Linked DNA regions of Homo sapiens: all the other regions are linked to region 5. Evidence: chromatin loops called from intact Hi-C (ENCODE). Cell type or tissue: PC-3. All regions are shown on one strand.

Region 1 (5,000 bases), 270 kb before region 5:
GCAGCTCTCCGGACCAAGCTGTAAAGGAGATGAGATAGAAATAATCACTCTGGTACCGCAGTAGACAGGCCTTGAAGGTACTGGGGCCCTTTTAATTGGACTTAGCAAGCAATTTTTGCCTCTGACCTTCTAGTTGAAACAGAATCAGTTACCAATAGACTTAGGCGAATGCTATACTGCACATAGGCACATAGCCCCAACCTATATAAGCGCTAAGAAAATTGTAACACTTTGAGTTGGTGGAATTACCTCCGGCCTTCTCTGTGTATCTGGTTACAGTGATAAATTCCCTTCTTTCCTAGTTTGTCTGCTTCTCATTATTGGGACTGGAGAAAACGCAGTCGGACCTGGCTTGGTTCCGGGAATAGCTTGGCAAACAAAATGTACTAATAATTGATTGATTTTCATTATTTTGTTTTTTAAAAGGCAACTTTTCGTGACCCCACATTCCAATTCCAGGGGTTTCTCTATACTGCCTAATTATTCTACAATCACCTAAAAGTATTACTACTATTACTAAAACTATTACTAGTATTAATTTTTATAATAATAAAGATAATAAATTATTACATGGTGCTTCAAAGTTAATCTCTTTCACACCGAAGTTAAATAGATAAAGTAGATAATATTGCTTTCTTGATTGCATGGCCTAAAAACCCTAAGCTAGAGAAATTAGATCACTTACCCAAGGTTGCAAAGCTAATTACTATTGGCTCCTTGGTCAAAATCCAGGGTTTTTGTGCAAGAACAGAAAAATATGTTACTCCATCACTAACAAACAGTGGCAGTTAAACAGGGCTGGACTGCCAAAGAAGAGTCACAGGACCCAAAATGATGATGGTTCACACAAAGGATACACTATTGTAACAGCATTAATATAAGGATATACATCATGGCTAAAGCCTGACTTACAGGAACGGCTCTGGGGAGACCAGGTACAGGCTCCTACTATACCCGCTCTGTGAAGGCTGTGACTGAACACACTTTCTCCAATTACAAATGCATGGAACAACTTGGAACCAGAAAGCCCAAAATGGAATCTCAACTGAGGGTTGTTCTTTTATACACATATTTTGCTGATCAAAAACGCATATTCCTGGCTGGGCACAGTGGCTCACACCTGTAATCCTAGCACTTTGGGAGGCCAAGGCAGGTGGATCACCTGAGGTCAGGGGTTGGAGACCAGCCTGGAAAACGTGGTGAAACCCTGTCTCTACCAAAAATACAAAAATTACTCGGTTCTAGTGGCATGTACCTGTAATTCCAGCTACTCAGGAGGCTAAATCAGGAGAATCGTTGCATCCCAGGAGGCAGAGGCTGCAGTGAGCTGAGATAGTGCCACTGCACTCCAGCCTGGGTGACAGAATGAGACTCCATCTCAAAACAAAACAAACAAACAAACAAAAAACCCCACATATTCCTGCTATGCAACCAACCCAATAGCAGAGCCCTCCAGAAAGCTCACTAACATCAAGTGCAAATCAACAATCTTACTCTCACAAGCCAGTACAAACTGCCTCACACTCCTCAGAGCAACACTAGTATTCAGTAACCAGGGTAGTGCCATGCGGGAACTTTAGCAAAATGCCTCAGGCTAATTCCAGGCCTGCTGGAATTAACCCTGAGGACACATCTTCCTCCATTGTATTTACCACCTAGAGAGCAAAGAAGTCCTGCAGTCTTTTGAAACTAAAACAATTCTGCATTCTATCCTTTCCATTATTGAAGTGTTTGTACTTGTAAAATAATCTATCCTGTTCCTACAGTGATAGGAATGCCATAGAAAGTATTATTTCAAAGTCTTTGGAGGTTTAGTACATCATCAACATTTTTACATTAATACAGAGCACTCAGGTGTTTGGACACATGGTTGCACCTGAGGATCCTGCCAATAACAGCCGCTATTCTATAGGAGCTAGGGAGCTGTCTTGTCAATCTCATCTACCAGCTCAATAACCCCTGCTCTCCAATTTATGTTCCCCTCAGATTTTCACACTCATCTTAATCAGTTCATCTCAGCTTGTTAAGGTAAAAAGCACTGTTGTATTACAAAATTCCAGTCCCCAAAACCTGGTTTTGCTGACTAAGCTGCCAACTGGCAGAAGAATTCAAGCACTCATTATCAGGACACGTTTCTTCCAAGCTCCCCCAGCATTGAGCCTCACTGCTGATGCTCCACAGTTGGGATAGGGCAGGATCTCAACTTCAGGACTCTGTTCGGCTTTAAGGATCATACACTTCTTTAAAGACTGATGCCACCATCAAGCTTAAGTAATACCTACAATTGCCACTAGGTAGAACCAGTGAGCCAAAGGTATGTGCAGGGATTTAAAAAAAAAAAACAAACAAAAACAAAACAAAAATCCAGAAAAGAAAGAGAGAAGAAAAGGAGGGATATCGATTGAATATTTACTAATATTGGTTGAATATTTACTTATTTTTCATTTAGCCCTATATGTGATGATCATCAGCCTGGTAGGGGAGGGAGACATGTGCCCTCTGATTTCACATCATGATACATCCAAAGGTATCCTCCCAATTTAGCTTTCCAACATCTCAATATCCCTGAAGGGGAAAAATATGAAATCATCAGACAAATGATAGGATGTTGAAAACGAAAGCAGATGAAATAATCAACATACATTTTTTAAATGCAAGTCACTGTTCTATTCGTTCTGCCAGTGTATAAATTTTTGTGCCTCATTTGAACTCTATCATATTCATTTAAGTCAGGCTTGAAAGGTATTATTTATCACTCCTTTCTTTGTACCATAAAGGAGGCTGAAGCTCAGAGTGATTAAGTTCCCTACTATCATAGCACTAGCAGATGCCAAGCAAGTCCAGATATGCCTGACTTCAAAGTCTTTTCTTCAAGTTAAACCGCAAACATCTCCCCAAATGACCGACTTTATGTAAGGCTTTCCAGGGAGCCAAGAAAAAAAAAAGCCACTTTATTTCTGGAGACGTGCCTCAGCTCATATTTCATTCAAACTTCTCTTTTGACAGACAGGAATTGAGCGACTTGGCCAAGGCCACACAGCAATTCAGACACAGCACCAAGGCTAGAATCCAGTTCTCCAGATGTGGTAAAGAGGAGAGGCAGGAATTACAGATGAAAGAAGAAAAGGTGAGGTGGCACTTCTAGGCTGAAACAGTGGTTCCACATTCACACCAGCATAATAATCACTGGTTATCTTTTTCTAGTTCTTCCAAGGGTCAGGCACTTTGCTAAGCGCTTCACAACCACCCTACTATTGTTGGATGCCTGATAGCATCATTTTTCTCTTTTTCCTAGAACAATATGCATATTTTCCTTTGGGGAATTGCCTCTCTTATATCCTTTGCAAGGTGGTTGATATGAATTTGATTCCACTCTCCCAACTAGGAGTTAGCCTTAAGTCTAATATTTGAACTCTTTGGCCCAATGGTTGTTCAGAGTTGTGTTTGTGAACTAATGCAGGACTTGAGACATAAGGAGACTTTTGCTGAAGACTTCTCAGAAATGACTTTTCCTTCTTCCATGGGAACTACCAGAAGAGAAATTCCCCTCTTTTATATGGTGCAATGTGAGGACATAAGGTCCAGAATCATTGATGCTGCCTTGCGGCAAGGCTGCCTGAGCACATAGCTAATAGCAGAAGGAAAGTATAGTGAAGAGAATTGCAGAGTAATGACACAAGAGACCTTAGGGCATTGTGAGCATCTGAATCAAACCACACCTGAAGTCAGGCCCACTTCAGGACTTCACAAACATAGTTCCTTTAAGCTGGTTTGGGTTAAACTTTCTGTTGCTCACAACCAAAGGCATCTTAACTGCCACATGTAATTGCTAGCATTATCACTGTTTTGTGGATAAGAAAATTGCCCAAGGTCATAGCATTTGTAAGAGTAAGATTTGACCCAGAATGGTCTGGCCCCAAAACCTTAACCATTAACCACAAATTACTGCCTTCATATATCAATATCCCTAAAAGAGGAAACTGTGTCTTTCCTGCTGGCATTAGCAAGGGAGCTGCTGCTTAGTCCTTTCCCTTAACCCTCAGGCTTTCTATGGAACCTCTTTTAAATAACTTCAACTAATCACACACATCCACAGGACTAAAATGCTGCTAGATTAATGATTGAGGCTCATGGGTACAAATAGAATTGTTCCATGTGATTCCCAGGTCAGGAATTGATCACGTGTCTCCACGTGATCTCTCTGTGCTCAGAAGCAATCATTCCTGGAGCTTGGTGACATCACAGAAAAATGTGTCTAGTCACTGACATTGCCGGGCAAAACAGAGTCAAAGCAAACATTGTGACAATGTGGCTTCATAAACACATTGCTGGTAGCACACTTGCCAAGAAGATGAGAGCCAGATCAAAAACAAACCCACTGCATCATCCAAAGCACCTCCAGGATATCATTTTGAACTGCTCAGTCTCCACTCTCAGATTGAGTCTGGGAAAAGGCTCTCAAATGTCCCCCAGCCCCCACCATGCTCAAACTGCCCATTGCCCACTTTCACTTAGCCAAGCTACAAAATCACCCTTTTCTAAGGTGGATCTGTAGGGTTTATTTCATGATTTAAAAAAAAAAAAAAAAAAAGCTCAGATGGGGGAAAGCTCATCAAAATATTTTCCAGTGATATCCACCAGAAAGACTTTCTGAAAATAATTGCTCACAAAGTAAGATGACAATAAGAGGTCACCTATGTCTCTTGGCAGCTAAACTCTTCAGTCTTTGTGATAGAAATATTTTGCCTCACTGCTTCCAGCTTGTTTTTCTTTTTTTTTTTTTTTTGAGACGGAGTCTCGCTCTGTCGCCCAGGCTGGAGTGCAGTGGCGCGATCTCGGCTCACTGCAAGCTCCGCCTCCCGGGTTCACGCCATTCTCCTGCCTCAGCCTCCCCGAGTAGCTGGGACTACAGGCGCCCGCTACCACGCCCGGCTAATTTTTTGTATTTTTAGTAGAGACGGGGTTTCACCGTGTTAGCCAGGATGGTCTCGATCTCCTGA
Region 2 (5,000 bases), 49 kb before region 5:
AGAGGCAGGCATTAAGAGGTACTATTGGGGCCAGGCACAGTGGCCCAGGCTGTGAGGCAGCATTTTGGGAGGCCAAGGCAGGAGCATGGCTGGAGGCCAGGAGTTTGAGACCAGCCTGGGCAACATAGTGAGACCCCCATCTCTTATTTAATAAACAAAAGGAGGCACTCTTGGTAAAAGCACAGGGACTAGGGGCCAGGAGAGCAGTAATAATTCAGGCCAAAAGATAATCCTACCCCGTGACCCACACCTGATTTGGATCCCCTCAGACCCCACCATCAGTCTTCTTAGCTACTTCATCCCTGCCTTGCTTTTCTCCATAGCAATAATCACTTCCTAATACACCATATTAAAATTATGTTATTTATATTTCCTAGAATGTAGGCACTGTGAGGGCAGGAATAATTGTTTGAATCACTAGTGTATCTCCTAGCTCTACATCAAGTTTGACTTATAAAAGGCTCTCAGTAAAGATTTGCTTGAACAAATACAGCAGCAGTGTCAGGGGTTACCTGGGGTCCCTCCAGCATAGGCTCAGGGATTTTTGGCTCACAACGTGCTGTGAAGAAAAGCCTGACCTAGACAGAAGTGACAGCCTGCTTCTCAAACAGAAGCTCTTTAATACCCAGGTGACAATAAAGCTCTCAAAAATTAAAGGCAAGCAAGGATTCCCCTAGAACTGGGGACTGAGGAAGGCTTCCCTGAGGAAGTGGGGGAGAAAGTGTTTAAGAACTGGTAGATTTTAAGCTAATTGATCAGAATGATTTAAGTCCTTACTAAGGGCTTTACAGGGGCTGCATCAGCCCCGCTAAAAGGGACAGTTCGTTCCAGAGTCCTCTCGGGGAAGGAGCATTTCCTCAGATCTTGGTTCAGGTAACAAGGGCCCCTTGTATTTTTACCAGTTCTTAAAGACTGTCCAATAGGGAAAAAATAATTTTTGCTTCACACATTCAAGTTTAAAATTGGCCTCAAAGTAGGAAACAAAGCACATATTGCTCAGAGGCCAAGAGTTACACGTCTGAGCAGTGCCCAGTGATGGAGTTGATCCATGGTTGGTATTGCCATTGTTCAGAAAGCATTCACAGTGATCATGGGTCTGGGTCCTGTGCCCATCTCGAGCTGCCAGTTCCTTCAGGCATTAGCAGAGTCATATAAATGAATCAGCCCCTCTGTGAAGGGGTAATTCCATTTTCCTGTTTGGTAAAATGAGTATGAGAGTCCTCACTTCCTCTCCATAGCCCCACGTCTGCAGAAGGAAGGAGATCTGCTCTCACCTGTGAACACCTTGTGTTCCATAAAAAGAGAACATTTGCTGTTAGTCAGTGGTACTGCTGTTTTGAAAGCCTATTGGCTACTTGTCAGGAGAGGTCATTTGTCAGGAGAGGTGAGGTGGCAATTTTCTGAGAACCTTGGCATATGCCTGCAATTTCCTAGGGAGAGGCCTGTTGGCTTTTAATTTTCTTCCCCCAGAGAAAACCAGAAAGGTCCCCACCCCCCAACTTTGTAAAATACCCAGAAGGAAAGACTCAGTAAGAAGCCTCTGACTGCCTGCTAGGAAAAGGGTAGGCAGATGGGGAAAACCTGGTTATACCTGTCAACCCAGCCTCCTCAGCTGAAGTGGCAGTCATGAAGAGAAATGCCCCTCCCTCCAGCCAGAATACGCTTGGTGGCAATTTCCCATTGAGAAGAGAGGCAGCTGGGGCTTCAGCCAAACTCCCTGAAGCCAGGGCAGCTCTGCAAGAACTGGGTGCCTGCTTGAGCTCTAGTCTCAGTCAGGGTTGATATAACACAGTGCTGGAGGGCTAGACTTTGATACCTGTCTCAGGATGCTCCCTGGCAAAGGCTTGCATGTGTCATTGTCACCTGACTGATGAGTAAGGCGAAAGTGTCAAACTCCAGTCCAGAAGACTGATGTGGCAGTGTTTGGCTGAGGCAGCGCTGGAGAGTCAGTCTAGCCCCAGGATCAACAGAGGGACTTAGGTTTCTCACCCCATTCTCCTCCCACTCTCCCTCACTTCCTCACCTCCTGCAGTAGACACAAACTCTGCTGAAGAGGCAGAATTACATGGTGAGGACTGATCTATACAAACAATACCTGGGTTCCAACCAGCTCCACCACTTGGTAGCTGTTTGTTTTTTGGCAAATTACTTAACTTTTTTTTTTTTTTTGAGACAGAGTCTCACTCTGTCACCCAGGCTGGAGTGCAATGGCGCGATCTCGGCTCACTGTAACATCTGCCTCCTGGGTTCAAGTGATTCTCCTGTCTCAGCCTCCGGAGTAGCTGGGATTACAGGCACCTGCCACCAAGCCCGGCTAATTTTTTTATTTTTAGTAGAGATGGGGTTTCACCATGTTGGCTAGGCTGGTCTCGAACTCCTGACCTCAGGTGATCTGCCCGCCTCGGCCTCCCAATGTGCTGGGATTACAGGCATGAGCCACCGTGCCTGGCCTACTTAAGTTTTATGTGCTTTAATTTCCTTAAATCCATCTGTAATAGAAGGATGAAAATAATGATACCTACTCCAAGTTCTAAGAGAATTAAAACAATGAGCACATGCACAATGAATAGTGCCTGGCACAGGGGCTGTACTCAATAAATGGCAGTATTAGGTAATAACAATGATACTCCTTGCAGCTCTCTGAAGGTTGCAGCTGCAGGCTGAGCCTGGCGGAAGCAGCGTGGAATATCAAGTTGCTAAAGAAAGTTGTTTAGCAACTTTCATGGGCCAACCCTTCCCCTTCCTTGATCTTGAGAAAATTTTAGTACTTTTGTGTCTTTATAAAACTCAGAATTGTTCTCTGACATTGTAGCTATCTCACCTCACCTCACCCAGTTTATAAAGCTACAGTTGCCTTGGCCATACTGCTGCCCACCCCCACAACACACAGACAACACTCCCCAGGAGGCAGGATTCATTTGGTCGCTTTCCTTTTAGCTTCTCTGGCCCTTAAATTATATTTCCAGGGAATTTGGTGAAAAAAATCAATAACCACCCCAAAAACCCAGGTACCAAATCTGTTTTCTCCATCTGTGACTTAGCATCTCAGAAAACGGAGGCCTCCATATGATGTGGCCATGAGGCCAAAAGTTAATTCACATTTCCAGACTGCCCACATTTCTAATAATTCACATTTGCAGCCCTCTGCTGCAAGATTGCCCTGTACCAAGCCCTTTCAAAACCTCTATCACCAGCTTGGGTGAGGGATGGGTTGAAGAATATCATAAAGCAGTGGAAGCAACTTGAGAGCCATGTTCTGCTATGGAGGCTGGGTGCGTAGTAGATATAACAGTTAAAAGTCGACTCCAGTGCTTCTGGGATATCAGTGTGCCTCTAAATCCCCTGGAGAACGCTTTAAAACATAGTATCCTGGGTCTCACCCCAGAGTTGGAGATTCAGTAGATCTGGGATGTAGCCTGAGAAGTTGCATTTATAACAAGTTCCTAAGGAAATGGGGAGGATGCTGCCAGGGGGGCACATTTTGAGAACCACTCATTTACACAAACTCAAGGGGTTCCCCAGCTTCTCTCTAGCCACCCAAAGTCACTGGTTTCTTGTTACTCTTTAATTGTTTTGTGCAGCAGAGCAGCACAGCAAATAACGCTGCCATTAGGAGAGCAGGCTCTGGGGCCAAACTACCGGGGTTTGAATCTTGGCCTTATTTTACAAGCTGTGTGATCCTGGCCAAATTATTTAACCTCTCTGTGCTCCAGATTCCTCACAAAAACACATATTGATATTTTTTGACTGCTTACTATGCACTAGGCATAGTTCCAATGTATTTACTATTAATTTTTTGATTCCTATAAGACTAAGAGGTAGGTGCTATTATCCCCAATTTACAGATGAACGAATTGAGGCACATCGAGGGATAATAATAGTAAACACTTTATTATTGTGTAGATTAAATGATATAATCCATGCTAAATTTTAATTTGAGCTTGTAAGAATGTTATTTACACTTACTACGGAAGCAAAGATTGGAAGGTCCTCTCCTTTCTTTTGAAAACTTTAAGGATTTTTCTAAGAGGATGAACCATTGTACTTCCATCTGAGTCCTATGGACAGGATCTAGCAATCACATCTCATATCCTCTCCCCCATTTAAGTTCTCCCACAAGAGAAGGGTTTCTCCCTTGCAGACTTTCTGTCTCCAGAGAGCTGCCACAGTTCTAAGGGCCCCAGGGCATGTGTGGGTGGAGCAGTGGGAATTGGGGAGGCATCCAGGAGGAAGTCTGCTTGAAAGCAATCGTGTGTGTTTGCCTGGTTAAGCAGGGAGTCCTGTATGAGACCTGACAGGGGCAGCTCACAAGAATGCAGGCAGCTTGCAAGCTCACTAGACCAAAAGAGGAAAGAAGGAGAGGAGAGAAAATGCCCGGAGCCCCAGAGCTGCGCCAGCACATTCCAGCATGGTTGACACTTGCTGATGGCCTTTGTTTTTCTAGCAGAGCTAGCGAGTAGGGGATAGATACCCGGGCATTGCTTTTTCTGACCTTGACACATTTTAAGCTTTCTTTTCCAGATCAGGACAGAAGGCTTTCTAAAGTAAACCTAGGTTGAATGTGAATACTAACTGGTATTTAATCACCATCATTAAATACCATCAGAGGAGTGAAAAACTGCTGTTTAAATCTTTAGAACTTTCTAGCTATAAGTAAAACATTCTGATATGCAGAGAGTCATCATTCAATTCTAACCAGTTATGCTGGCTGCTGAACCTCCTGTCTGTTCCTACACCCTGCCATGTCCTGGGATTAACTAATATCTTCCATGCCCTTGGGATGTCACCTCCCCCAGATGGTTCTTTGATTCCCTTTCCCAACCTTATCTCTCACCGGGGCTGGATTAGGTGCTGATCCCAGATGCTCTAATAGCCCCTGTTCTTACCATATTATTTCATGATGGCTTGTTTAGTTGTCTGCTTCTTCTATTCAACAAGAAGTTGTAAGCTTCTTATTCATTTGATTTCCCAATGCCAAGCACAGTGCCAGGCAGATAATA
Region 3 (5,000 bases), 160 kb before region 5:
TATGGCAGCTATTAACCCTGAAAGGTCGGTATTTTATCCTTGATTCTTAAATGAGAAAAGCAAGGTTCAGATGTTTGGTTCTTTGCCCAAGTTACAATGTAGTAAGCAGCCGGGTTGAGAATGAATCTTAGGCTATTTGCCTACAAAGCCCAAGTTCTTTCACCTAGATGAAATTACAACTAAAATTAGTATAACTTAATTTGAAAGGCAAAATGAAAAAGCAAAGACTTTGAAGCCAAAAAATCCTAAGTACATTCTGAGTTGCTGTTTTTTTATTAAAAAAAAAAATGAGGATAACATCATCTTCAGGTTGTGGTGAGGATTAGAGGAACGGTGCATGCTCTGTGCTTGGCATGCATTCGGTAATAAATAATGACAATCATCCAAGGATCAACAAATTTTTTTTGTGAAGGGTCAGACAGTAAATATTTTAGGCTTTGCAGGTCACACATTTTCTCTCTTGCATGCTGTTCTGTTTTATCACTCTTTAAAAATGAGAAAACCTATCTGGCTCATGGCCCATATGGCCTGTGGGTCACAGCTTGCTGACCCCTGTTAATATTTATTTACAACATTATCATGATAGAAAATAAACATTCAGTTAAGGACTACTTAAAGGTAATTACCTTAAACCTTTCAACCTCTTTTCTTCATTTATTATCACAAAACATAGCAATAAACTTAAAAAGAAATAAACAATTACCTTCTTTTCTGGAGAAAACTTGAGGGGTTCTACAATGTACAAATCATTTGGGTCTACTGTAAGTAAAAAAAAAAAAAAGCAGATGTAAAATGTAAAGTGGATTTGGTGGATTTGCTATAATTAAACACTAAAATAAGACAAATCATTCATTCCTTATTATCCTCTAGTAATAGAACCAATGAATTTGTATCAGGTTAACTATATATTTATGCATTTTAAATTAGTAAGCAAAAAGAGGCAAGGTGGAAGATGATATGATTCCTATGCTTGACTGGTCGTCTTCAAATAACTATACTTCCTTAAGTTGTTAACTAGTAGCTGGTTATCAACCAATACAATAACGATCTTTCTTTGGGCCCAGCCTCACTCTTTTACCTGATAAGAAAAGAAACATTCCTGGGTAAGCTCACACCAAACCTACAGATCATTTGAATACTTCCCTAAAAGACTAGCCTCTAAACTGTGTCACAAAGGTAGATTAACAATGTGCAACAAGTAGTCGTGACCGTGTTTGGAAGCCAGTTAGAGAAATAAACACAAAAAGAGATCCAAGATATTTTTCTCTGTTTATTACTATGATCAAAACTATGAAATCCCAATCTAAAAACAGCTTGAACATGCAATATATATCACTAAGCAATAATGAATGAACACTTCTGGCATAGTGAGTAAATTAGATTTATTAGTTTTAGCCCAAAGTTTCTAAGGTTTCATTACTCTAAGCAGCTTCAAGATATATCCCAACCCCACCCCCACACTGACAAAATAGACACACATTTTTAAAAGGCTATGAGACTTTAGTCCTATTCAATCCACTAAAAATAAACAATTTAAGGTCTGACAGAGACAAAAGCTTACACATAGTAAATTCACTACAGAAGCTCTACACATTTGGGAAATTTATTAATACAATTCAACCAATTATAATTTTTTACATTATATTTCAGAGATTTATTGAGAAAGTCATCAAATATATGAAAATATCAAAACATCCCTCTAAACAGTCATTTCTACCAGATTACTAATCTTAATTTACTTTCTTTAATAATGATGTCTATTTCTAGAAACAGTTATGTTATTCAGATCAACCTCTACAATGAAAGCAACTAAGTAATGATAGTTTGTTTTTTTTAAAAAAAATCACTAAAAGCATTGAAAAGCTGCCAAGAAAGTAATCCCTAGGCTAAAACTGAAAGAAAAGTGGGAACCCGGACAGTCAAGTAGAAGACAAAAGTCATTTTTGCCCTGAAAACATTTGCCAACACAAGAATATATGAACTTTGGTTCTGATGGTATCATAAGGGAATGGATCAGAAATCAGGTCCTAGGGCCCACCCAAAGTTTAGTGTAATAAGATACCATCTCCCTGTGTACAGTAAACTGAGACTCCAAAGGACTATATTCTCAGGTAAAGAATGAAGCCATGCATGAACTTGCAGTCCAAATTATCATCACCTGGTGGCCCAACAAACCACAAGTCATGAATGTAAGGTATTACATGAATGTAACACACACACAAATTCCCTCTCAAATAAGAACCTATATTCTAGGCCTCAAATTATCCCTACAAATAACTTTTCAAAGAGAAAAAGTAGCACACAAAGACACAACATACCCTGAGTAAGAGCTTACAAAGACAATGAACAGACTCACAAAAATTTAAGATATTAGATTTATCAAACACAAACTATAAAGATAATTATGCTTAATATGTCTAGAAAATAAGCTTGAAAATATCTGCAGGAAACATATAACAAGGAAAATACAGACCTGGATTTTTAAAAAATACAAAAAGAACTCCTGGAAATGGAAAAAATAACTGAAATTGAAAACCCAATGAATAAATTTGCAACAGTAAGACTGCTGGCCTGGAAACACATCAGAAGATATCATCCAAAATACAGCATAAAAAGTCAAAAAGGTGGAATGTTTACAAGACAGGGAAGATATACGGAGAAGTAATATGTTTAATTAAATATGAGAATCTAAAAGAGACTGGGGCACAGGGAATATCTGGGAGGAAAAAATAATGGTTGAGAATTTCTCAATAACAAGTAAAAGAAACCTACAAATCCAGAGCTCCAAAGAGCCTCACGAATCTCAAAATGATAAAGAAAAAGAAGAGGAGAATATTTCAGTTTTAACTAATGACAAATGAAAGCTCTGAAGAATAAAAACATTAGTAAACGTGGGGTAAATTTAAATGAACATTAAGTGTAAAAAGAAATACCTTGTTGAGTTAAAATTAAGCAGAAAGAATAGAATTAAAATATACAAGAACAGTAACATAAATAAGGCTTGGGACAAATAAGAGTTTTAAGATCTATGTATTGTTAAGGAGAAGATACAAGTATTGATGAACTTGAGACTTTGGCAAACATTAATACTTCTGACTTCTAGGGTAACTAGTAAAAGAACAGAACCAGTACACAACTTCCAACATAATGGCAGTAAAAGGGAATATTTACTTCCTCCCCAATAAAAAATCTTAATGAAAGCATGGAAGGGGAAAAAAAAAAAAAATTAAAAGGGATACCCCTGCCCATCTAATTTTTATAAACCTTACATACCAAAATCCAACATGAGAAAATATTACATGCCAATCTTATTCATATAGATGCAAAATTTCTAAATAATTATCTAACAAAATTATGTAGAAATAATATATACAATACAAAATTCACACACGTATATCATGAGCAACTGGTATTAAAAATGCAATATAAGTTTAACATTAGAAAATCTAATATAATTCATGTTTGTAACATTAAAAATGGAAATAAAATATAATATAAAAAAATTTATAGAATACCTATGACAATAGGTAACACATAATGACAAAATACAGAATAAAAAATCCACAAAACATCTATGACAAATACAATCTTAGCAATAAAACACTGTAAGCTTTCCCTTTGGAACAAGACAAAGATGCCTGTCAATCACTTTTATTTAACATTGCTGAAAATGCAAGCTAACACAGTTAAGAAAGCAAAGGAAATAAAAGCTATAAGGACTGCAAAGGAAAAAACAAAACTGTCTTTGTTCTCAGTATACGTACCTGTATTCACTGAAAATCCAAAATAATCTGCAAGTGAACTAGTAAAACGACACTGCTTATATAGAAAGTTCACCCTAAAATTCACATAAAATCTCAAGTGACCTCAAATAAGGAAAATAATTTTAAAAAGAATGAAGTTAGATAACTCACACTTCCAGATTTCAAAACACATTACAAAGGTATAGTAATCAAAGTGGTAGAGTACTGGCATAAACACAGACAAATACACCAATGGCACAAAATAAAGAACACAGAGATAAGCCCTCATGTACGTGGTCAACTCATTTTTAAGAAGGGTGCAAAGACCACTCAATGGGAAAAGGACAGTCTCTTCAACAAATGGTGCTGGAAAAACTGAATATTCACATTCCAAAGAATGAAACTGGACCCTTATCTTATACTATATACAAAAATCAACACAAAATAGATTAAAGACATAAATCTATAAAAGTCTTGGAAGAAAACAGGGGAAAAGCTTCATGACCTTGAACTTGATAATGATTTCTTGGATATGACCCAAAAGTACAGGCAACAAAAACACAATAGACAAATGGGACTTCGTTGAACTTAAAAACTGTACATCCAAGGACACAATCAAAACAGTGAAAAAGCAACCTAAAGGATGAAAGAAAATATTTGCAAATCATATTATCTAATGGGGGTTATAATCCATAACGGAGGTTATAAAGAATTCCCTGAACTTAAAAACAAAAAACTCAAACAATCCAACTAAAAAATGAGCAAAGAGATATCTGTATACCCCTGAACAGCACTACTCAAACAACAGCCAAGAGGGGAAGCAATCCAAATGTCCACTTACAGATGAATGGATAAAGGAAATGAGGTACATAAATAAAATGGATGGAATATTATTTCACCCTTTAATAGGAAAAAATTCTGTCACATGCTATAATGTAGATGAACCTTGAGGACATTATGTTGAGTGAAATAAGCCAATCACAGAAAGACAAATACTGTATGAATCCACTTATATGGGGTATCTGAAGTAGTTGAATTCATAGAAACAGAAAATAGAATAGTGGTTGCCAGGGACTGAGAGAGGGAGAAAAGGGGAATTGGTTAATGGACACAGAGTTCAGGTTTGCAAGACGAAAACATTCGGAAGATCTGTTTCACAACAATGTAACTATACTTACTACTAATGAACTGTGCACTTAAAAACTGTTAAAATGATAAATTTTATGTGCTTTTTATCACAATAAGAAAAAGACATGG
Region 4 (5,000 bases), 190 kb before region 5:
ATTTTTTAAGTTGTAGAAGTCAGAATTTTCTTTTTTTTTTTTTCCAGTGTAAGCCTATTTGAGTTGGGTTTCTGTCATTTGCAACCAAAAGAGACCTAATATACCCTCAACAAGGACACTGAGTAGATGCTTAAAGAGAATAAGAGTTTAAGTTAAAGGGCAATGAAAACTGCCTGAGTCCTGCCAGCTCCTGAGAAGAGGAAAGGTTAACTTCACCCAAATGGGGGCCCTGGCCCTAAGTAGGGTGCTTTAGTGGGAGAGCAGAGCTTACCAGGAGACAAGAGCTCATCCCGGGCTGACCTCTAGTTCCCCACCCACCTAACATTCCACTGAGTTTCAGTGTGAGAATATGAAACTGCTTTTGTTGAGGTTTCACCTCCTCCGACTCCCACAATTCTTTCCAGGTCCCCAGAATATAATTTTTCAATTAGAGGTACCCCTAAATGCCTGAAATTAGAGTTCATCACCACTACATATTCTCTCTTGCTAAAACCCAAGTTTCCATCATGTATGATGGACATCCCGATCTCAAAGTCCTTCTTTCCCTGCCTTCATCCAGCACAAACAGGGCAGACTTCAGTCCTTTCACAAAGACACAGCATTAAGCCTTCATGACTTACTAGAAATCCTACTTTTTGAGTAGAAGCCTTCATTTCTTATTGTCTTTCCTGGGTGATTTTCTGCTAATCTTCAGTCCCTCTTCCCTCCCTGGAGTTTGGGGGAAGGTCAGTGGTGTAAATTATAGACTGATAAGCCCCTGCAAAGCCAGGCAACCTAATCAACCACTCCACCAATACTTCCTGAGCACCTGGCACCAGGTACCATTGTGGGGATATAATGAAATGGAAAATATTCCATGTCCTCAAGGATGTTACACAGCTACCAGGGGTGGAAAGATTGTCTGTAGCTCTCAGACGGTAAAGTAGCTATAAAGTTCATGGGAAGTCTAAGCATAACACGTTTCTGAAGCTCATGCCACGCCATGTGCTCTACCGCCATGACCCAATCTGTTTGAAATGTTTAGGCAGTCTGCCTGGAAATCCTGCTAGCATGTGGCCAGTGCAGGTCATCAAGTCACCAGGAGCGGGCAAGGGAATGGTGCAAGGCTAAGAGCTCTTTGGTTCTACCGTGGCTTATTGAGTTCCTGTGGCATAAAGCTCTACACTAACTGCTTCAGGGAGGCAAAGAGGAACAAGTCAGTCTAGGAACCCTGATTGTCCACGGTCAGAAAAACAGCACTGAAGCTGAGAAGTTCTTATGTAACAGTAACTACATTAAAAAGAGAAAGTGCGAGAAACACTTTAAGAAGACTCCAAATTAGTACTGTGTTAAAGAAGAGAGATGGCATATTTAGACTGGAGAAGGAGGAAAGAACAGAGTTGGGAACTGAAGAAATATTTCATGGGGAAGGCTGAATTTGACATGGGGCTTAAAGAATTATTATCTCCATTTATTTTAGCTTTATTTTTAAACAAATAACAACAACAAAACCTTTGGGCACATTTTATTGGAAGCATCATATGAAGAAAATTACCAATTAAAGAGAAATGGTCAATCTGGTAAGTGACCTGAATCCTCGTTGCTAAGTTTGCTCAGAACCCTCTGGGCATTCCTGCCAGCCTGGCTTAGTCTGCTCATGGAGCTGCAACCACAACAGACCATCCTGTTCCTCAACCAGCCCTCCCTTAAAAGGCAAGGCACACACATGCTATGCCCTTGGGTGGATATTTATCCACAGCCAACCTTCCAGGGCACAAGCTTCACAGGCAGTCACCTGCCGCCCAAGGCTGCTCCTCTCCTCATGCAGGATTCTACCCTGGTTACTTTCCTTTGGAGAGGCTCTGACATAACGAGAATCAGGGTTTCCAGAGATGAGACAGATCAGAGACTGATCTGCCCACAGCACTCTGCGGTCTGGGCTCGAGAGCTCAAGCGTTCCAGAATGCAGTGGAACATGTGTGTACTCCACCAAGCAACAGAAATTCAGCCGTCATCTTGTTCCATAGGGCAGCAACATGCAGGGCAGAGGGAGAACCACTCCTGGGTCTTCTAGAAAACCAAGCCAGCCTCAGTCACACTCACAGGGGATCTCAGAATGTTAGACAAAGGAGGCTTCACACACCGGAAGCCCAGGCAGCAGAAGCCAGACACAACCACAGCACACAGAAAGTCAAAGATACTGGGTAGATATAGAGCAGTGCCAGGAGTAGATTTTAGTGTTTGATTTTTGTCGATTATAAGTGTGCATCCTGTTTATCTGCCTAGTGAAATGCATAGAGATAAGTCCCAGCCTGTAGATATAAAGGACGTGTTTCATCTTTTTTCATGCATGAGTGTGTGTATGAATATGCAAACAGAATGAGTGTATTGATGTCTCACAACCAGGTAAAGTTGCATTCCTGTGACTCACTGAAAATGTAAGACATTTCACACTCATGAATAACCAGCCCCCAAACCACAGGACACAAACCATGTCCTTTTACTTGGTTTTCAAATAACCTCATGCATAGTTTTGTGCTTTGAGAGCAGAGGAAAGAAACTTTCTTATTGGAAAAGGAAAAGAAAAACAGAGGACAGGAGAATTCTTCTCCCACCAAGCAGCTCCTTCCTTGAAGATCTTTCCAAAGAGACTGTTCATTTAGTCAACAAAGATCCGTGGAAAATTTAAGAATATGCAGAAACCCTCAATTTACTCACTATCTAGTGGGGGATATGGAAAAGTAACTATAAACTTTAAAAAACAGTTATAACCGTATGGTAAGAGTAGACACAAGTACCTTACAAGCAAGGAGGGCGGTCATCAATTTCACACTTGCAGGATCACAGGTGTCAGAGGTTGTAACCCTCAAGCTAGGCCCCCAAGTGATACAATAGGTAGAAGGCAGTTAAGCTGAAAGGAAAAAGAGTCATTCAAGGCAGACAAGAGAGCATGAAAAGAGAGCAAGATATGTTGTGCAACCTGCCAGCTAGGGTTCACCTGGCTTTATTTTTCTCTATGGTACTTAGTGCCATCTGATATTTTACACAATTCTTTGTTTATTGTCTGTCTCCAACTACAATGTAAGCCCCCTGAGGGCAGGGACTTTGTTTTACTCTCTGCTACATCCCCAGAACGTAGAATAGACTTGGTACAAGGAGGCATTAATAAATACTTGCTGAATGCACAAATGTTAGAGAGGAGTGAGAAATGAGGCTGGACTGCCAGGCAAGGTAGCCCCCGCAGGTCATGAGGGCCTTGTGTGCTGTGCTAATGCGTGTGGATGTTACCTTGGAGATCTAGAATAGTGTTCACAAGCTAGCAGCCCACAAGCTAAACACAGAAGTGTTTTGCTTGACCAATAACAGGTTTTTCATATTAAGATATTTTGTATAAAAACCCAGGTTGCCGAATTTCCTTTAAAAATTCAGAGGATGCAGTAACAAGGGGCCTGTAGTCTCGTAAGGCAAAGTCGGCTGGTGCTGAGCAGTAAGTGCCCCTTTAATAACACCTGTGTTCTTCAGTCCAGCACAGTCTGCCCCAGTCCCAATTGTCTTGCTTCAGGCCTTCCTTGCTCATAATCATCTGCCAGTTCCATGTAGATAAATGAGTTTGCAACCTCTAGCCTAGGTTCAGAATGTCTAGTTTAAAAATTCCACCAAGATAATGAGTCTCCAAAACACCCCCCTACAATGAGTCATGCCTTCCAGTGTATTTATGCCCTCCCACAGTGAATGTGAGCTGCTTCTGTGTAACTAATAGAATGCAAGGGAAGTGACGCTGTGGGGCTTCCAAGGATAGCTCATGAGAAGGCAGACATCGCACAAGAAGTCTGACTATCCTGAGGCCTCCATGCTGTGAGGAAGTCCAAGCTAACAATCTGGAGACACCACACAGAGAAAGAGAGTGAGATGCCCTGCCAGTCCCCAAGGGTTCAAGCCATCCCATCTGAGATGCTAGATACAGGAAACCCATCTTGGACACTCAGGCCAGAAGCCATCTACCTGCAACCATTCACAATCATATGGGAGACCCCAAGAGAGAATTACTCAGCTGAGCCCATTCAATCCACAGAACCATGATAAATAATAGTAAATTGATTTAAACCACTTCCTTTTTGGTGGATCATTACATAGCAATAGATTACCAAAACACCTCCATTACCATTTATGAACTGTATGGTCTTCTGCAAATTATTCAGCATTTTAAGCTTACATTTCCTCATCTTTCAAGTAAGGATCATAATATCACTGCCCGCAGAGTTTTTTGAAATTAATGAATGAGATCATGAATGGAATGTACTTAGCTGTGAAGCTAGAACAAATATGATCGATGAATTATAAGTGCTCAATAATGGTTAATCATTATTTTACTTTGCGTCTCATTATTATGGTTATTGAAGTTTGTCTAGTGAGTAGCACGTCTCAAAACCAGCATGCAGAAAAGGAAGAAGAGGGGAGAAGAGGCTAGGAAGGTGGTGATGGACAGATCAATTTCAAGGAGGGTTTCCAGGAGAAGACAGTTCTCAGTGTGATGGGTATGACTTGATATCCCAGACTCCAGGGAGCCCGGCAATTGACTATTTCACCCATTTTGGTGTTCTGTTGTAAGCATTCTGCAAGCTCCTATAAAGTCACAATTCATTAATTTGTAACTTATTAAAAATATTACACAGCACAGATTATATATGTCAGGCATTGTACTAGGTGCTGGGGATAGCAGTGAACAAAGATCCCTGCCTTCATACAGCTTCCACTCTAATGTTTATCAAACAAATAAAGAAGTAAAATAGAAAGTATGGCAGATGGTGATAAGTGATAGATGCAGGAGGAAGATAAGAGGGAGGGTCCCTGAAGAATCTCTAACTGGCCTATGCACTGGGAGAACACGGTGGGGCCCCAGGGGAAGTTCGTGCCATTTGCAGTGGGGAGGAGCCTGGCCTCTTCAGCTCCTGTGCGTGGCCTAGAATCAGTCTGTGAGATGGAGGCCTGTTAGCAAGAACCCTGCTTGCTTTGCTGAGAGT
Region 5 (5,000 bases):
CTGTCCTTTCCTTCAACACCTCTGTTTCTTTTCTCCTTCCCACTTGTAACTTAACTGAGAGAGACCTGATAGGACACTTGGTTCAAATCTTTCAATTTACCCAGGAGAAAGCTGTGACCCAGAAAGGTTAAGAGATTTGTCCAATACCACATCTATTGAACTTCAGTCGGCTAGAAAGTTTTTGGATAAAAAGGATTATGTTTCCTCAGGGGAAGAGTAAACTCTTAGAATCCATATAAAGGCCAGGCATGGTGGCTCATACTTGTAATCCCAGCACTTTAGGAGGCCAAGGCAGGCGGATCATGAGGTCAGGAGTTCGAGACCAGCCTGACCAACATGGTGAAACCCCCTCTCTACTAAAAATACAAAAATTAGCCAGGCGTGGTGGCATGCGCCTGTAATCCCAGCTACTCAGGAGGCTGAGGCAGGAGAATCACTTGAACCTGGGAGGCGGAGGTTGCAGTGAGCCAAGATCGTGCCATTGCACTCCAGCCTGGGGCAACAGAGTGAGATTCCGTCTCAAAAAAAAAAAAAAAAAAAAAAGAATCCATATAAAGGCAGAATTATTTCTACCACATAGAATCCCAAAAGTAGTGCTCAAAGAACAATTTCAATATTCAAAAAAAACCTTATGATATTACACATGTTCCTTCTATCTGAAAATATCAGCCATTTAAAAAAATAAAGCTGAATATACTTAAAAAAACCCAAAATGTATAAAAAATAATATCCATATCCCTACATTCAGACTTATTAAATTTGATTTTTATTACCATCACTATTTTAGGTCAATAGCATTTAATATTCTCTTTAAAAATTGTATTTGTAATTATATGCACTAGATCAACATAAGCAATATAAATATGAAAATGACTTAGGAGTATATGAGGTAGTTTCCTTGGTAGTTATGAGCTTTGAAAATTTAGTCAATGTGAGAGAAATAATAAAAAGAGAGTTCTTAGTGGTGAGAAAATAGAAAGTAAACATCCTATACATCTTCCCCAGCTATGCCTCTGCTACTGCACAGTCTTTTTAGCCAGGGCTTTTTGCCACAGGTCTGCTAAAAGCAAAATAAATAGTGTTCTTATCTTCACTCTGACTCATTAGACTGGAAGAACAAACCCAGATCAAAGTGAGTAGAGAGAGAGTGGGGGCAGGAATTGAGAGGGTGGAGTGGCATTTTATAATCTATTAGTAACTGAGGAGCTCTAGTTAATTTACACCCAGTACCAGCAAGTGGGCAAAGAGATTTCAGAGTCTCCAGCTGCAGTTTTCCGGGTCACCCCCACACACCTGCTGTTCCTTTGCCTTGGATCACTGAGTCAGTCACCTTTTGGCCCAGTTAGCCAACTATCATGATGCACCTTTCTGTTTCTCAGCATCTTGAGGAGTCGTGAGTGGATGCCTGCAAATGGCAGGAGAAAATGAAGAAGCTTCTCCACAGTAGATGTTTAAACGAGGAAATGTTTAGGCTTCATTTGTCTTCACTAAAAATCTTTCTTCTTTGACAGACCTGCCTCTCCTTTTGTCTTGTGTTTTTTGTCCCTCATCTCTGTGTGTGTGTTTCTATCTTGCTTTCTGTCTCCCTCTTCCTGTTATTGTGTCTCTGAGCCTGTCTCCCCTTTGTCTAGTCACTAGGAAATACTGCTCCAGGCACACGTGCACCTGCCTCAGGCACGGGGCTGCTCCGGGGCAGGGGAGGAGTAAGTGGGTGTTTAAAGTTCTGCCCTTTGACCTGTGACGGTGAAGAGGAACGCAGCCAGGTGGCAGGAGCTTTGCACCTCTGCACAGGGTCCGGGGTCTCCAGTTGGCCTCCGGATTGCCAGCAGCTTCTTGTCAGGTCCCTGATTTAGAGAATGAAGGAAGAGATCCTGTCCACAGTACATTCTACTCCCTTGAAACACAACAGTTTCTTTCCAGAAGGGAGCAGCTGCCAGCTGAATCCACGTTTACCTCATGGCACATACGTGCAGGCCTTCATACACGCAGTAGACTCTGGGAGCCAGATTCAAATTTGAGGACGTCTGTGTGACGGGAAAGAATATGACTGGAGGTACTGGCCTGGTGCCCCAACAGAGCAAGGATCCCGGGTTCCCTACTTGTGTTTCAATCTGCAGGGGTGACTCTTTCTCATGTGCAAATCAGTGGAGGGTCAGCCCCTAACAGGATGAGAGTGAGGGTGAGGCTGAGGGGCCTGTGTTCTCTCCCAATAAGAGCAACCTATTTGGGACTTCTCACGGGTCAGCCGGGAAACTGGCCTCCCAGGAGCCCTTTGGGCTGCGCAGCTGGAAGCTGTTGCTCTTAACTGTCATCTAGTGGCTAACTATGAATATTGCAGCCACAAAAACCGCTATACCCTGCTGGAGAATGGCCTCTCACTCCTACTGGTCGTTAGCATTGGCTTTCCTTCCCCATTCTCCACTCCAGCCAGGCTGGGGCCTGGTGTCCTAGTGCCCAGGTTGCCACAGTACAGAGACCCAGAACAAACCTGAGATGAGGAGGCATTCAGCGGCAGGTGAGACCTGTCTAAATAGGAAGTTCACAGCGACTTGATGACTGGAAGGCTTCTTGCTGGTTCTGCAGCAATTGCTAAGCCAGTCCTGCCTCCCCGCTCATCCCCCACCTCTACCCAGTGCACGTCATGGTGGCCATGTTACCTACTTGCCTGTCCAGGGTGTTAGGGGGACTAAGAGATGACTCTTAAGCAAAGCTTGGACCCTGAAACTCCGGTGTTGAAAACCTTCAATGTGTCCTCTCTGCTCTTGTCTGTTGGGCCCTGTGTGCATTAGCTGGGCCCAGCCGCGTCCTTGTTTCCCTTTCATGTATGCTCAGAATTCCTTGATATTCTTCAGGCATTTCCTCCTGCACACTCAGTCTCCACCTCTTTGCTGATAATCTTCTCTTCTCTTTCCAGTTCTTCCTCCACCCCTGGCTCTTCCCTCCACTTGAAAACAGTATCTTCTAGGTCCAGTGCAGATGCCACTTCCTCTTGAATCATTCCCTCACTTCCACTCTGCTTGCCCAACCTGGGGGTAACCTTTGCTCCCACCTTCTCTCACAAGTGCTGTGCCCTGTTTCTGAGACGCATTCTCAGTTGTGTCCCTGTCCTGTCTGCTCACTCATCTGTGTAGCTGCGGCTGACTCACTCATCTCTGATGTATTAAAGCAAATACAAAGGCCTCCGTAAACATATATTGACTGACACCAGGGCTCCTAATAATTGTGGCTCACATTCACTGAGCTCTTGCTCTGGGTGGGGCACCGTGTCGAGTGCCTTAGGACGCTGCTTCAGGCACTGCCTATGACAGCCCTGTGAGGAATGTGCAATTTTTCAGGTGAAAAAATTGCTTATCTCACCATATATTTTCTCTCTTTCTCCACCTCAGGGAGGTTCTGACTACCCAAGCACTGTAGCCTGTGTGCTTGCTCCACAGTGACACCGAGGGTCACCTGGCAGCCGGTCATGGTGGAGGGGAAATGAGGAGTTTTTAATGTAAAATTCCACAGGTGTAGGGAGTTGTAGGTGGGAGACATAAGCAATCCTTTGGGGGAGGCAGTAGAGACTCCAGATTGGTTCCAGTCACAGGCTGATAGGCATTCCCTGGAAGTCTTGGGGCAGATTCCTCCATACTAATTTTTAGTTTCCTGTTTTGTTGATTCTAACCTTATGCCTGTATTCTTAGTTCTAGTGGACTGGGACCCTAAGGCACTTGAGACATAGTGAGGGGGGTGGGGCCATTCATTTCATTTAACAAATATTTATTGAACATTGATGGTGTACCAAGCACAGGGCTGTGCTAAGGAGATGGGACATGTATTCATATTCTATGTCATTCTAGAACTGCTGTTGGTTTCATTTCAACAAAAATTTTTTAGTACCTTAGATAAAACATCTGGAACTTGAAACAAAATTGGCAAATTCATATTCTTCTTGGATGAAGTCAGAAAAGTCGCAGAGGTATGAGGATATCTAAGTAATTAAAACAAGAGAACGTTAGAACCGCAGTCCCATGTTTGAAGAGCCAGGCCCTTGGTTGTTTCTGAGAGAATACAAGGGACACCACAGGGAGCTATCTTCCACTCCAGTTCTGGAGCACTCAGGCCATTGGGGAGCTCCCAAAAGATGGATTTGCCCTCCTATGTCACTTTGGCTTTTCTGTCCCTTTTGTTTTGCACTAACCAATTTTGGATTGTCAGACACTGTACAAACAAGGCAGGATAAAGATTGTTCACAACAGTAGATGTGTAATGAGCGAAATGAATCCCAGGTTTCCTCTTTGAAAGGGTCTGCACTCAAGTTTTTGATGTTTAACCTGCACCTGTCCCCTTTCGTACCTGGGCTGACTTCTTGGAGTTTGTGTCCTTGCACCCTGAAACAATCCACCTGTTTCCTCCCACAGAATGTCTTCTCCCTTCACCCATTCTTTTCCTTTGGAACATTTTTTCTTTCTAGTTAGCAGTTGAAGCAGTGATGTTGCAAGAACACCAGTTCCTTTTACAGGGTGACCTGCCTGCGCTCTGTCTCACTTGGCACTGTGGTTCATTTCATTACAGTGTAAGGGGCCAAGGCCTGCAGGGGCCTGATAATCATAAACTGTGTGTGTTGCACCATTCATGCCCCTGGCATCCAAGAAATAGAAACTCAGAATGCTGGCAGTTTTGCCGGGAACACACCTCCTCTCTAATGAGGGAAGATTTCATTGTCCATTGTTTATTTAAAACAAAGGCATGTGAAAGGAGTTTGATGCTCATGAGACATTTCTTGCTTCATTTCTCCTCACACTTCCCTGGGCCCTGTAAGACCAGAGATGGTGGGTCTGACATGAGTGCCCTCGGGGTCTTTGTCTTTGATATGGGAATAGGCTCTCTTGGACTTGTCACCCAAATGCTGACCAGCAGAGACCAGGAGGCCAGTTTAGAACTCCTTCAGCATACAATAATCTTATATAAACATGACCTTAGTGTGACTTGAAGGGCTTTGGAGACTGACGATGAGTGTG
Region 6 (5,000 bases), 64 kb before region 5:
GCCAGGCTAATTTTTGTATTTTTAGTAGAGATGGGATTTCACCATGTTGGTCAGGCTGGTCTCCAACTCCTGACCTCGTGATCCACCTGCCTCAGCCTCCCAAAGTGCTGGGATTACAGGCCTCAGCCACCACACCCGGCCTTTTTTTTTTTTTTTTTTTCTTAAAAAAGAGGGATTTGTTTATAAATGTAAAAAGCTAAAAGCTGGATTATGATAGGAGCAATGGAGTGATAAAAATAACATATTATAGGAAATAGGGCCTAGTCTCATGCCTTCCTGTTGCAGTTGCTTGAGACACTGAAAATACATAATCAGGAAGCAGTCCCTGGGTTCTTCCTTTTGGACCAGAAATGACTGGTGAGAGCCGGGGATAGAGAGAAACAGTTCCTCTTTAGCATATTTGCATTATTATTAGTATATTTGTTTGAACATCCAAGCACTATCAGGAAGTGCATAGAAGGACAAACACTGTGCAACTGTACTGCCAAGGGCCACAGTCTCACAACATAAACTATAAGATCAGCCACTGCAACTCTTACAAACTGTCATTTATGAGAGGAGACCATGGGAGTCAAAGTGATGCACTCTAACAACAGTGATGTCCCCAGGAAGAGAATACACAAAAAATGGAATTAACTTTATTATTAGGGAGATGTGTTTAAGGATTTGATTTTTCCTGTTTAATAATTCACTTGATACTTCTATTTTAAAGTTAAAAATACCAACATGTGTCCATCCAATGTTTCCCTAAAATAATTTTTATTTGCCAAAGGACATTTCATGTGAAGCTGGCAAACAGCATATTGATTAGGACAGGCTGTGTAGAAAGAAGACTTATCTTTAGGCCCCATATGGCTACATGATCCTCTGATATTGTCAGTGTGTCTTGGAGCTTCTTCCAAGATACAGCTGTCTTCAAACACATGCTACCTAGGGCTTTTGATGAGTAAATAAAATTCTGGGGGCAGGGAAATAGCCCACACCTATACACCCTGTAATTCAAACCTGCTGTGTTTCAGCTTTCACACCTTTCTGCAACACAGAAAACTTGCTTACATTACAAAAATCACATGCACACACATACATTGACATGGGAAAGAACAGGTGGTTTTGTGTCATGCCTCATGACTACTGAAATTATGGGTGGCTTTATTATCTATTGTTTCTATGCAGACTACATAATTTTTGTTCATAAAACTAAAATTAACAAAGAAAGAGTATTTTTCTCCCACTGCTCTTTAGTATCTGAATGTCAATGCTGCTCATTGACTCTGATAAAATGAAGACAGTGCAGTCAGTGGAAGAGACACAAAGTATGGTATCAGAAAAGACCTGAACTAGAATGCTAGAACTCCAGAATCTCATTCACCACTTATGTGACCTTAGGTAAGGTTCTTAATTTCTCTAAGACTCTGTAAAATTGTAATCACCCTATAGGTTCACCTTGCCTGCTGCCTAGACAGAGCCAATTTATCATGACAGGGGAATTGCAATAGAGAAGAGTAATTCACGCAGAGCTGAATGCGTAGGAGACTAGAGTTTTACTATTACTCAAATCAGTCTCCCTGAGCATTCAGGGATCTAAGTTGTTAAGGACAGCTTGGTGGGTGGGGGGAAGCCAGTGGCCCCCAAATCAGATGAGACAGTTTATCCATCTGGGTGGTGCACTTGATGGAGCCAGTTTATCCATTAAGTGCAGGGTCGGCAAAATATCTCAAGCATTGGTCTCAGGTTTTACAATAGTGATTTTTATCCCCAGGGGAAATTTGGGAAGGGTCAGAATCTTGTAGCCTCCAGCTGCATGACCCCTAAACCATAATTTCTAATCTTTTGACTAACTTGTTAGTCCTGCAAAGGCACTCTGGTCCCCAGGCAAGAAGGGGGTTTGTTTTGAGAAAGGGCTGTTACCATCTTTGTCTCAAACTATAAAATAAGTTCCTCCCCAAATTAGTTCAGTGTACACCCAGGAATGAACAAGGACAGCTTGGAGGTTAGAAGCAAGATGAAATTGATAAGGTCAGATCTCTTTCACTGTCTCAGTTATAATTTTGCAATGGCAGTTTCAAACTGAGAATAATGAGACTCCTCTGGAGTTGAAGTGAGAATCGAATAAGGTAATAGTAGTATCCAGCAAAGTGCCCAGCACCAAGTCGTCATTTAGTAAATATTGAATCTGGATGTTCACTAAATGTTCAGAATCAGTTGAATGTGAATCTGAATCAATGGAGTAGAAGAGAACATGAAATGCTTGAAAAACATCCATTAGGACTATTTTTAGTCCTGTAAGCAGTTCAGGTGATTGAAGAATATGTTTGGTGTTGTGTTCTATTAATCTGGAGATCAATAGTAAAGTTCCCTTGTATGACGTTTTCTCAGTAATGAATCTAATCTTTTCAGTATCCCTGGCTAAGATCTGCACATAATAAATTTGACATAAATATGATTCTTTAAAGCCTATATTTCCTTCCTTCCTTGTACACATATTTCCAAAATTCTACTTATAATGATAGTGTCCTTACATTCCACTGTACTTCTAAGTATTCACTAATTACTTTTGCAAACTCCTTTCATTAACAAGGAGAAAAATATCCTTAAGCTGTGTAAACTATGACAATACCTTTAGAATATTTAAAGCTGAGAGAGACAAATTAAACATATGATGTCTGTGTTTTAGAATGTCTAAATGTCTATATTCTTCCTCAGGGCTGGACAGGAAGCAAGTCCTCCCTTAAATCAGCCATGAAAGATGAAATGATAGCACAAAAGCTTGTGTCAGCAGACCAGGTGGAGCTGAAGTTTCCTATTCCTCAGCTCACTCATTGTGACTCTGTAGGCAGGGTTCTCACTGAGATCACCATGAATAATCCAGATAAAGACAGGCCTGTAGCAAGCAGAGTCATGCTGGCCAAATAAATTTATTATGAGTATTTTCCTAGTACCTTATGTAAAGTAGAGGGAAGCTGACTCTTGAGGATATATCCAGAAATAACCAGAGGTACTCCTGAGAATGTACCCAGAAATACCCAGACATACTCTTAAGAATGTACCCAGAAATGTGAAAACTTAATCACATACTGCTATTTGTTTATGAAATATAAAATTGGAGAACTAATTACAACCAAAACCAACTCCAATTTTTAACATGATAGTTAGAATAACTTAGCATGGAGATTGGTAAAAGGATCTATATCTACTATCACTTCTGACTCACAAAGATATGAATCAATTTTCTAATGCCTTTGTGTTTCACTTTTTGCATCTGTGAAAGAAGCGACTACACTTAGGTAGTAGATTTTTATTATTTGTTTCTGACCATCACCAGTTTTCTTGAGACTGGACATTCCCTGTGCTTTGGGGTTTGGCTTTGTGAGACAAGGGAATCCTTTTTTGCCTAAGCTAGTTCAAGTTGAGTTTCTGACCTTTGGAATCAAATGAGTTCCAATTGACATGCCCTAACTATTCAGAGATGACAGAAGAATATAATTTTTCAGATGAAAGGAGCAATATAATATTTTACATAATAGAGTAGTGACAGATAAATTGTTTTTTATTATTTAATCAGTTTCTAGAAAATAATTAGAAATGACAAGCAATGCTTTTGTTGACTTTACTTGACAGAATGCATAACTCATAAAAGGAATAACCAAATATTTGTTAACAACTGACTTCCTCTGTGAAATCTAAGTTATAAAACTATTTCAAACAACATTATTTCCTAATCATCAAACCCAGTGATTATTTTCTTCCTTTTCTTATGTCTCAAGTTAACTTACCCAACTGTGTTTGTAATCAGAGCCCTTTTTGGTTCCTTGGGAAATTTTATCCCATCAGTTCCAAATTCCCATCAATTAGAACTTGTTTTTTTGTATCTTCAGCCTCCATCTCTACTGCTCTCTTCCCATCTGGTCACATGTATTATTTTATCTTTCCTGTCTTAATTTAAAAATGTCACCCTACGAGCGAGACTCTGTCTCAAAAAAAAAAAAGTCACCCTAACTTCATTTTCCTTGTAAGATAAAGATAAAACTATTTTTTCCTCTGACTCAAATAAACCTCTAAAGAGAAGAAGAGGCACAATAACCTAGTAGTCAAAAATGTTGCACAAACCTGAATTTGAATTTGAGCTTCATCAGTTCCAGATGATCAGTAATGTAATGCTGTAAATCAACTTCTGTAAGTTACTATTCAGTCTGTGTTGCGATTTGCTCATCTTTAAGACGGGGATAATATTATACCTGCATGCCAAGTGTTCAGTGGAATACTAGACACACAACTAAACCTCTCCAATAAACACTAGCTGTCATTATCACCATTATTATTATAACCCCATCTCCATTTCTTTATTAGCTGCCATTTTTCTCTATGTATTGCACTCCATCTTTTCTCCTGTCATTCTTCTTAGCTCAACATTTCTAATTAATAAACCTAACACCTCAATTGTTCAACATTACTCTTCAGCATTTGGCCTAGTAAATCACCATCTCCTTTTTTGAATCTCATCCCTTCTTTGACTTTTCTCGTTCTCTTCCTAGCCCTTTAAATTCTTCTCTGTTTCTTGACTAGTTCTATTTTCTTCTTTAATGGGAGCTTTATGCAGCTGATTTATTGGTTCTTTTCTTCTGTGGAGAGCAGGGCCATTGAGTCGTTGGATCCAGAACCCAAGTGCTAATGAAGTGTATTGTGCAGGGAAAGGTTTGGACCACAGGGTTCTCACCAAGAAAGCCAGGTCTTGTGTGGTGCCCAAAGATGCAGTGGAGTAAAGGACTATAAGGGGCGCTAGAAGAAGGTCAAGGACAAGTCTTCATCCATTCAGTATTCAATATTATCACACTTAGTTTTGGGCCAGATTATAATTAGACAGTATATAAAGGAAGATTTAAATTTGATAAAACATTTATCAGAAATTCAACATGCATCTAAATGTTAGCTTTTTATAATCATTAGACTACTTTTATAGTATAGTAATTAGTAACATAATTGCTGCAAAGTGAACACTGTAC

The links. Peaks named below come from ENCODE experiments on the same cell type or tissue, not always from the same donor. Only the 100,000 strongest peaks of a DNase experiment are listed, where the experiment ranks them.
Region 1: a loop joins it to region 5, with 6 times the contacts of the local background. A loop is called at or near these places in 72 of 110 quality-filtered maps.
Region 2: a loop joins it to region 5, with 4 times the contacts of the local background. A loop is called at or near these places in 7 of 110 quality-filtered maps.
Region 3: it touches region 5 in a loop (5-fold over the local background); 9 of 110 quality-filtered maps call a loop at or near these places.
Region 4: a loop joins it to region 5, with 8 times the contacts of the local background. A loop is called at or near these places in 2 of 110 quality-filtered maps.
Region 6: it touches region 5 in a loop (3-fold over the local background); 5 of 110 quality-filtered maps call a loop at or near these places.

Annotation. Positions count from the first base shown.
Region 1 is chr1:172,717,111-172,722,110 of GRCh38, reverse strand. No RefSeq gene overlaps it. Among named protein-coding and RNA genes, the nearest start is that of FASLG, 61 kb to the right of the region's middle. RefSeq lists an enhancer at 4,088-4,382. In PC-3, CTCF peaks have their summits at 2,090 and 2,294 (motif pointing right); DNase peaks (open chromatin) are centred at 2,280 and 4,280.
Region 2 is chr1:172,496,710-172,501,709 of GRCh38, reverse strand. No RefSeq gene overlaps it. Among named protein-coding and RNA genes, the nearest start is that of SUCO, 34 kb to the left of the region's middle. RefSeq lists enhancers at 1,787-2,081, 3,743-4,243, 4,244-4,744. In PC-3, a CTCF peak has its summit at 1,916; DNase peaks (open chromatin) are centred at 1,239, 1,849 and 4,199; H3K27ac peaks cover 1,092 bases.
Region 3 is chr1:172,604,506-172,609,505 of GRCh38, reverse strand. It overlaps SUCO (SUN domain containing ossification factor), which reads right to left. Exons shown (of 24, transcript NM_014283.5): 23 at 704-759. Among named protein-coding and RNA genes, the nearest start is that of FASLG, 52 kb to the left of the region's middle. In PC-3, a CTCF peak has its summit at 2,168; a DNase peak (open chromatin) is centred at 2,155.
Region 4 is chr1:172,636,416-172,641,415 of GRCh38, reverse strand. No RefSeq gene overlaps it. Among named protein-coding and RNA genes, the nearest start is that of FASLG, 20 kb to the left of the region's middle. RefSeq lists an enhancer at 1,680-2,879. In PC-3, no CTCF peak of the experiment used is centred here; DNase peaks (open chromatin) are centred at 1,705, 2,405 and 3,705; H3K4me3 peaks cover 1,963 bases; H3K27ac peaks cover 4,161 bases.
Region 5 is chr1:172,447,411-172,452,410 of GRCh38, reverse strand. C1orf105 (chromosome 1 open reading frame 105) reads right to left here. Exons shown (of 7, transcript NM_139240.4): 3 at 3,880-3,970. Among named protein-coding and RNA genes, the nearest start is that of PIGC, 5.8 kb to the right of the region's middle. In PC-3, CTCF peaks have their summits at 2,326 (motif pointing left) and 3,439; DNase peaks (open chromatin) are centred at 1,180, 2,310 and 3,240; H3K4me3 peaks cover 3,106 bases; H3K27ac peaks cover 4,259 bases.
Region 6 is chr1:172,511,497-172,516,496 of GRCh38, reverse strand. No RefSeq gene overlaps it. Among named protein-coding and RNA genes, the nearest start is that of SUCO, 19 kb to the left of the region's middle. In PC-3, no CTCF peak of the experiment used is centred here; a DNase peak (open chromatin) is centred at 2,816; H3K27ac peaks cover 1,343 bases.